Regions from separate parts of the Homo sapiens genome. Here region 1 is linked to region 2. Evidence: chromatin loops called from intact Hi-C (ENCODE). Cell type or tissue: CD4-positive, alpha-beta T cell. All regions are shown on one strand. Each heading gives the region's core, and the rest is flanking DNA. Links, peaks and the distances in the headings are about the cores only.

What was found. A loop is a pair of places that touch in the nucleus more often than their neighbours do. Peaks named below come from ENCODE experiments on the same cell type or tissue, not always from the same donor. Only the 100,000 strongest peaks of a DNase experiment are listed, where the experiment ranks them.
Region 1: a loop joins it to region 2, with 12 times the contacts of the local background. A loop is called at or near these places in 16 of 110 quality-filtered maps.

What each region holds. Positions count from the first base shown.
Region 1 is chr2:190,945,403-190,949,801 of GRCh38, reverse strand. The region is part of intron 14 of GLS (glutaminase); the gene reads right to left. Among named protein-coding and RNA genes, the nearest start is that of STAT1, 67 kb to the left of the region's middle. In CD4-positive, alpha-beta T cell, for the core only: no CTCF peak of the experiment used is centred there; DNase peaks (open chromatin) are centred at 1,761 and 2,441; H3K27ac peaks cover 402 bases.
Region 2 is chr2:190,779,425-190,783,823 of GRCh38, reverse strand. No RefSeq gene overlaps it. Among named protein-coding and RNA genes, the nearest start is that of GLS, 99 kb to the left of the region's middle. RefSeq lists a cis regulatory region at 1,797-2,160. In CD4-positive, alpha-beta T cell, for the core only: CTCF peaks have their summits at 1,813 and 2,016 (motif pointing left); a DNase peak (open chromatin) is centred at 1,983.

The DNA.
Region 1 (4,399 bases), core at 125-4,124, 170 kb before region 2:
CTATTGACTAAGTGAATATTCTCCCTCAAGGCATCAAATATTCAATTTTGGGTATTAAATTGCAAAATTAATTCCTCTATCGGCCCCCAACCCTGCATTTTATTTTTTTTGAGACAAGGTCTCGCTCTGTCACCCAGGCTGGAGTGCAGTGGCAAGATCTCGGCTCATACAACCTTCGCCTCTCGGGTTCAAGTGATTCTCCCACCTCAGCCTCTGGAGTAGCTGGGATTACAGGCATGTGCCACCACTAATCTAATTTTTGTAGTTTTTGGTAGAGACGGGGTTTCACTAGGTTGGCCAGGCTGGTCCCAAACTCCCGACCTCAAGCGATCTGCCTGCCTCAGCCTCCCAAAGTGTAGGGATTACAGGTGTGAGCCCCTGTGCCCAGCCCATCTACCTTAACTTTTACATCTTTGAATATCATTACAAGATTTATTCAATCATTAACTGATGCCTCTGCTTCTGGTCCTTCTTCCACCCTCCAAAACCTCTCCACATACTTCTAATCATATTCTCAAAACATTGCTCTAATCACTACAGGTTTCTAAGCAGCGGAGTATCAAGAAACCCAAAATCATTCCTGATAACATTTAAGTTCTTCAGCCTTGTATTCAAGGTTCTTCAGTCCAGCTAACTTAATTTTTCTTCTCAACCTCAATAGAGCAAAATTGGTCTTACTGCCCTTGTTTTTGTCTTGGTGTCTATGCTCTTAAGAACACCCAGATTCCTAATCAAATCCTTCCCTTCCCTCAAAGACTAGCCCGAAAGTCCCTTCCTTGCTGTCAGTCTTCCCCAGGCCATCCCAGCCCAGCATTCATTATCTATGTAGCTTATTGCCAGCTGCCCACACAGTGCCCTGTGACAGCATGTGCTAGGGACAGAGTCAATTAGATACCTCCACTCCCACCACAACCCTGGATCTACCTCCTGCTTCCTCCCACAGTGCATACTATTCTCCTGAAATCATTTTTCCCCACCCATTTCTCACTGATATGTTATTCTTACCCATTCCTGTGAACTCTGCTCCAATCTCTTAAATCAAAAGTAATCTCCGTCTACCTTTGCTGCACTATGGCACTATAACACATGACCACATGGAGCATTTGTGTGTCTTACTTCCCCCACCACTAAGAAAAATCCAAATTCCCCTGTATATACCATTAATATATTAATTACCCAGTTATTATTTTTAAAACTATGTTGGTACTTCTAAGCAATAAAGCCTCATCTGTTTCAGTGACTGGATATAAGAACTACACATTCCCCTTTAAAATTTTGAATTTAGACCATGCTCGTTTGAAGAGATTTTATTATAGTATGTGTGTAGCACTTAGTCACTTCATTATTCAACATTTCAAACGTTCTAAAAGTCCATTTCTTATTAATAAGGCCCAAAATAGAAGATTTTAGAATATACTTGGTTTATTCAGAGTATATTGTTATTCAAAAGCATGAGAAAAAAAAATCAGGAAACTTTAATGTACAAAGGCTTTGTAACTAATCAGAAGGGAAAAACACTAGCTCGCCTTAACAAAATTATTAAAGACTAACATGGAAGTTTGGTATTCTTCCCATGAAAACAAAAGGCTAGCTATGGAGCTGGATTTAGTCCAAACCAGAAGATAGGTGCTTGAACACAAAGTGAGTGTAATTCTCTCCAAAACAGAAAAGCACTAGGAGGCAGCCCATGCACAGGCACTATTTAAAAGCAAAACCACAAATTCCTCTTCTTTCTAGCATCAACAGCCCCCTATACTTTTAAGTTTACATAAATTATGAAATGAGCTGTGGGTAGAATGCCACAAAAGAAAATGAAACTAGTTTAACACTTTTGAGACAACAGATGGAGTATTTCATTTAGGGACAGTCTGCTTCCTGGTCTGTTAAAGAGCGCCACGAGTATTTCCAACTAAGCTGACACACCCTCTGGAATGCCTATCATAGCAAACAAACTGAAGGAGAGGGGCACTCTAGAAGATCAGTCATCCACCTCCACACCAATACTTGCAAAGGATGTAGGTGTGCTAACCATTGATCAAAGCTCATTCCCCTATTTCCCCACTGGATACTTGAGTTACATTGATTTTAAAATACCTGTCAAGGAGGCCAAAGTCCAGAAAATAATGGGTTAACAGTAAATGCCAGAGGCATGGAAGCTATGTTTTGATAAATAATTCCTTACTATAAAGAAACAGACTATACACAGCCGCAATAATAGCTATTAAATTAAGGGCTCTGATGTTTAATGTATACCTCCCCATGGCAAAGAGACACTGCACCTGGGCAGAGAGCCATTAAAATTTATAAATTAACTGTTAACAGTTTCCCCTTCATCTTGTAGATTTTCCAGCACTACTGCATTTTTCTTATCAAGTCTCTTTATCAGAATCTGCCCGAACCAGACAATCTTATCTTAGTTTATTTGTACAAAGTCATGACAACAGTGGGACAAAAAATGTTACAGTTCACATGAGTTCACTTAACACTGGCATGCTTGGCATAGCAAATCTCACTTTTTTCCAAAACAGCTAGAAGCAGGTGGGGAGTGTATCAGTTTTACACATCTAAAACATGGCATTCCTAAGTCTTTAATCCTATCATTATCCTACTCAGTTTGAGCTTGTTTAAAGGTTGAGTTGTGTGACTTCTGTAAATGCCCTAATAATTCTGTACTTATGAGTAAGTAGCAATTATTAGAATTATATACTCACATTACTCTGTATTTATATAGTGGATGACCCTAAAACATTCAACATTTTAAACAGTTATAGTTGTTTTTAAAAATCCCTGACAGGCTGGTTATAAAATATGTTGATAGATATATTTTATTTATTACTACCACTGAGATTAAGGACCCTGGCTCAAGGTCACACAGCATATGAATTAGTGATGGAGCTTGAGTAGAACTCAGGTATCTGGATTCCCAATTCTGTACAACTAGACCATGATGATGTGAGTCCTTAATAGATCTCAGATTGTTATCCAAAGCACAGAAGGAAACCAACGGATTAAATATCAATTTAGCTCTAATCCATAAAAGTTCTTTACTCAATATTGGAAGGAAGCCTAGATGGGACCAAAGCGGGAGGGGAGAAAAGGAAGAAAGGGAGAAGATGGAGGGAGGGAGAGACGGAGGAAAAATTGGTTCACTGGTTTTACACTTTACTTCAACTATTTAATTTCTAACTCCATTACCAACTGCCAAACCAAAATTTCCTCTGTTTTTCATCTTTAGTTTCTGTCTTCATATAAACATGAATTCAGCCTGTTTGGAACTGCTATAATGAAAAAAAAAAGCAGGTAACTGAAAAAACATCCTTCTGTTTCTACCACCTCTAGTTTGAGATAAGCTGCTCTCATTTCCAGCTCAGTACAGTATCTGTTGTCATGGAATAGATACTTTTCTTCAACTGTTAAATAAACCATCATGACTCCAGATCCAATTTTGTTTTAAAGGCTTCACTCCAACTTGGCAGATTATAGTCTTTAAATGAAAATAAGCTTTCAGCCTGCTTTTATATTTTCTTAAGGTCAAATTGAGGCATACTACCTATTATACTGTGGCTAAAGAAAAATTTTAAGTTGCCATCATATGTAAATTAATCACCTTGCCCAAGGGTAAAAGTAAACCTGTGTATTGTGTATGTGATTGAAGATATTTCCTCTTTCCTTTACTACTGAGCTTATTTAATATTTTTAAGGATGTGTAAAAAAAAATTATACTACTTTTGTAATTAGACAGTCTGAGTATGAGGCCACATATTCCTAAGCTTTCCAAAGATTTACTGAGACACAGTTATTAATATACTATATATAGACAAAACTAATCCAAACTGATATGATTCGGAGGGTTGGGGAAAAAATCTTTTATAGGAATAGCAATTCAATAAATTCATGCCCATATTTCCAAACTTACACAAATGCAGGAGGTTCTCATATAGTAATTTCAATAGAGAGGAATAAATCAAATAGCAAATTTTACTATAAAGGAAAGAAGCTCTGTTTTACAGAAATTTCACTTTAAAAATACAACCTCAAAATGGTACCTCCAAGAACTGCATTCTGTTCTTGACTTTGCTAAGTAATAAACTCCCTTAAAAGCATACAATTTTCAATTTTTTTTTCTTTTTTTTTTTTGAGACAGGCTCTCGCTCTGTTGCCTAGACTGGAGTGCCGTGCTGCAATCATGGCTCACTGCAGCCTTGACCTCCCAAGCTCAACTGATCCTCCCAACTCAGCCTCCTGAACAGCTGGGACCACAAGCATGTGCCACCAAACCTGGATGATTTCTTTGTTATTTTTTTGTAGAGACGGGGTCTCACTATGTTGCCCAGGCTGGTCTCAAACTACTGGGCTCAAGCAATCCTCCTGACACCCTCCCAAAGTGCTGGGATTACAT
Region 2 (4,399 bases), core at 111-4,110:
CCAGTCTAGAACAGAGGTAAAGCTGGCTTGCTCTAGGAGGGTGACCATGGAAATGAAAATGATGACAGTGAATGTGGAAAGAAAGTTGTATGTGTTGATTGGACAGGACTTTCCACTGAGTCTGTAAGTACAAGTCTTACTCATCTCATACTCCCAGGCCCATATCCAGTGCCTGCACATATCAGATACTCAATAAATGCTTTGAGTAGAATTTATGGGTGATTTGGTACAGAACACAAAAAAATAGATCAAGGACTCTGAGTTGGAGCTCAAGAGTGAGTACAGAACTGAATAGAGGGTGTGGAGTTCAGTTTTAGACATGTTGAGCTCCAGGTAGCCTCCTGGATTCCAGGGATGATGTCTAGAAGACAATAAGGGAAAGACACCTGAGAAACAGATAGGTATGGAAATGTATATTTGCAGTCTGCAGCTGTGCAGGCAAAAAGAAAAGGCAGTGGAGAGCTTTAGGGAATGCATACATTTAAGAGGGAGGAAGAAAATGAGTAGATGGGGAATTGACTAGAGAAAATGGGCTGTGCGTCCAAGAAAACAAGGGATAGGAGTGTCTAGAAGCTAGTGACCAGCAGTTTCCGAGCACGTGGGCTCAGGAGAGAATGGGGGAAAACAGATTGCAAGAATTTCAGGAGTGAGTTGAGAGGGAGAGCCGACGGTTGGTATCAAGTTCTTTTAAAAGTTTAAGGATGGCTGGGTGTGGTGGCTCAGGCCTGTAATCCCAGCACTTTGGGAGGCTGAGGCGGGCGGATCACAAGGTCAGGAGATCAAGACCATCCTGGCTAACATGGTGAAACCCCGTCTCTAGCAAAAATACAAAAAATTAGCCGGGCGTGGTGGCGAGTGCCTGTAGTCCCAGCTACTTGGGAGGCTGAGGCAGGAGAATGGCGTGAACCTGGGAGGCGAAGCTTCCAGTGAGCGGAGATTGCGCCTTTGCACTCCAGGCTGGGCGACAGAGTGAGACTCCATCTCAAAAAAAAAAAAAAAAAAGAAAAAAAAAAGAAAAGAAAAAAAAAGTTTAAGGATAAGAGAAAAATCAGCAGTGACAGAATCAAGGGAAGGTGGTTTGGAGTATTTGCTTTACAGGATGAGGGTGACAGAGAGTATCTGCCTGGAAGAATTGGTCGGAAGAAAAGGGGAGAGTGAATATAAAAGAGGGAATCCTGCTGAGGGGTGAGGTGACAGGGTCTGAGGTTGCTGGAGGGTGGAGGAGGCACTCATTGTCCTCTGAAGTAAGAGGAGGAAAAGGGGAGAGAGAAGGAGAGGGAGGCTTTCTGCCTTGTGCTTTCTGTCACTAACTGGCTCTGGGGAAGCTTGGGTCATTATGTAACCTCCCTGAATCTCATCTGTAAAGTCATTGGCCTAGGTGAACACTGGAGTTGGACAAACTATTATCTTGCCTCAGACATTTTACTCGAGACTCCCTCCCCTCGCTTGCTGTCCTCATCCAATCAGTTACCTGTAATGGTGATTATAGCAATAATAGCAGAACCATTTATTGCATGTCTCAAAATATCCAATTGGGATGAACCCCCAAAAGCTACATGGTGAAGAAATTGTTCAAATGTAACTTGAAGGATAGTGTGCATGTGTGGTGTGTGTGTGCGCGTGTGTAAAATGTCTTAGTTCAGTTTATCTAAAATCTTATAGGAATGCTTATAATGGCTTTTCTATTCTTTCTTCTATTTCTTTCCTGAGTTCAATCAACTTTTATTTTATTTCTTCTTTTTTTATGTCTGTTTCTGTACCTAGTTTCTGAATGTGTAATTTGAAGTGTTTTTCCATGTTCCCAAGTGCTTGAGGACGTTGAATTCAGTTCAGTGTTGTGTTAGTTTTCTTCCACTTTGCCATTATTTGGGGGAGGAATTTTTCTCAGTTGAATTGCTTGGGTTCTTTTTATTCTGGTGATTTTGCTTAGATGAAGACTTTGATCCGCCTTTCTGTGGACAGGGCTGGAAGGGTTGGGGTGGTTGCAAAATTCCTAGGTCAAGAGCGCCCTCTTCTGTCAGTGTGGCAAAGTATAACTTCTTTTTCTTTCTTTTTTAAAATTGAACTTATTATTATTATTTATTATTATTATTTGGAAGGGGAATGATGGGAGAAGGGGCTGGGCTACCTTCAGTTTTGCAAGGGAAGAGATTCTTGCAGGTTCTTCAATTTCCCTCTCACTGCAAGATTTCCAGAGCTCGCCTCTAAAAGAGGGTCCCTTTGACCCTTTTTACCAGGATGCCTTACTTATCCTTCCAAGACCATCTCCTCTCACAAAAAGTGGGACAAGACCATCTCCTCGCATGCAGCACATATGGTTAAGTCCCTTCCCAGTAGTAAGTAGCCTGATCTACCAGTGTGCTTTTCAGTATTTTCAAACTTAGCGCCGACGTTCTCTCTCTGGTGGTTGTTTCAGATCAATCTAAGGTCCACCACTAGCTTCCCTCTTGTCTACTCTGCACGGATTTTCTCCAGCTGACTTTGTTGGTTCCTGAAGGGCTTGTATTAGGAGTGGAGGAGGCAACTTGCTGGGGTTTGGTGTTTATTTTTCTATTTACAGTTAATTTGAAATTTGGACATTTCATGTCTTCTAGTTATGTAGAAGACATGGGTTTTATGTAGTTTCATTTGATCTTCTTTATTGTTTTGGGAGAGAGTATGTTCAAACTCAGATTTATATCACCACCATTTTCTTGGCTTCTCAGAATTTTTCCATAACATATACTCTAAATTTGTCTAATTTGCCAATAAGATATATAGGAGTTCATTGACTCAAATTATCTCAGGGAGCTCTTTAAGCTCTTACATTAATTAAGAATTGAATTGAGCTACTGGTGAAGGAGATTCCCCTAAACAAATTTGGGGCTTTTCTTGTGTAACAAAAATTTCAGAGGTAGGTGGTAGCGGGCATTGGCTCAGCAGTGAAGACAGACCATGTTGATATCTCCATGACATCTTAACCTCTCCCTCACAGGTGCCTGTGATTACAGGAGGGTTGCTCTACCTCCAGTGTGTCATGGCTATAATCCAGTCAAGAAGAAGGGCAGAGTACAAAGGGTAAAAGGCACTTGTTAACTGTCAGCTCCATTTTAAAGGTCTTTCCTGAAAGCCCCATCCAAAAACTTTTGCTTATACCTGGGTTCAATGACAACCTCTAGCTGCAAAGGAGAATTAGAAATGTAGTTTTTGTTTGTTTGATTTGTAGTAGTTGATTTGTTTTTCCTGAGCACATTATAGCTCCCCCTCAAACACACACACACAAAATGGGGGAGATGTTAGTAAGGATAGGAGAAAAAAGAATATTGGATAGGCACTAAAAATTCCCCTCTGCAACTCTCCAAGTCCAGGAACAGAGAGTTTCTGGTCTCACATCATTGGCTCAGAGACAATATCCAGACCAATGATTACCAAACACCTTTGGGAGGTTCTGAGAGAAGGCTGTGTCACGACAGGTAAGAGAATTACTGGAGACTGACCAGCTGCATGGAAAAGGACTGAAATAAAACAAGGCTAAACACTGCCCCGGGTTGATTTACCCTTACTTTGGGAGTCAGCCTAAAAGCTAATAAATATGTTTTTTTTTTTTAAGCAGCGTATTAGGAATTCCCCAGTTTGTAAACAGGGACACAGTTCTTCTCTTTTCCCTTCTTTCTCTAAATGGAAATAATTCTATAATGAAACAAATTATTTAGGAGTTAAAGCCTAGTGGAAGATCATCTGTTCTCACCATGGAAAACTCTAGTGGATTAATTCATTCCCAAAACACTCAGCCATCTTACCTGCTACACAGACACACACACACACACACACACACACACACACACACACACACACACCTATAGAGACTTCTATATATGATACCCTCATTGATATATATCTGTTATAATTGTTGATAACTGTTAACTCAGCTATGTGAAACTAGTTTTGTAGTTTTGTAGGTACACCAATCCTTTAAGATTCATTTCAGAAAATAGAGAAACAGACACTTAAAAATCTCCATCCTCAAAGACAAGCACTCAAGTTTATAAACACACCAATTTATTTACTCCAGCAGACAGAATCGTGGCATATAATGATTACGTTTTGATCCACAGAAAACTCTCGGGAGATGTGAATGTCTGGCTCTACCCCTAGCTAGCAGTGCTATTTGGGGAAGCAACTTAATCTCTCTGAACATCATTTCCTTGTCTATAGAAGAATGGAATTTGTATGACTGTTTTTGTCAAGTTATAAGATCCTATCATTTTGGAGATTCTTATGTTCAATTAGCCTTTGTTCAGTGTCTGCTATGTGCTAGGCACTAATCTATGTACTATGGACGTCTTATGGGGTAGTAAAGCACAATGGGGAAGATTTCAAGCCAACTCAAAGGAGAAGGTGAATAAAATATCTAGGAAGA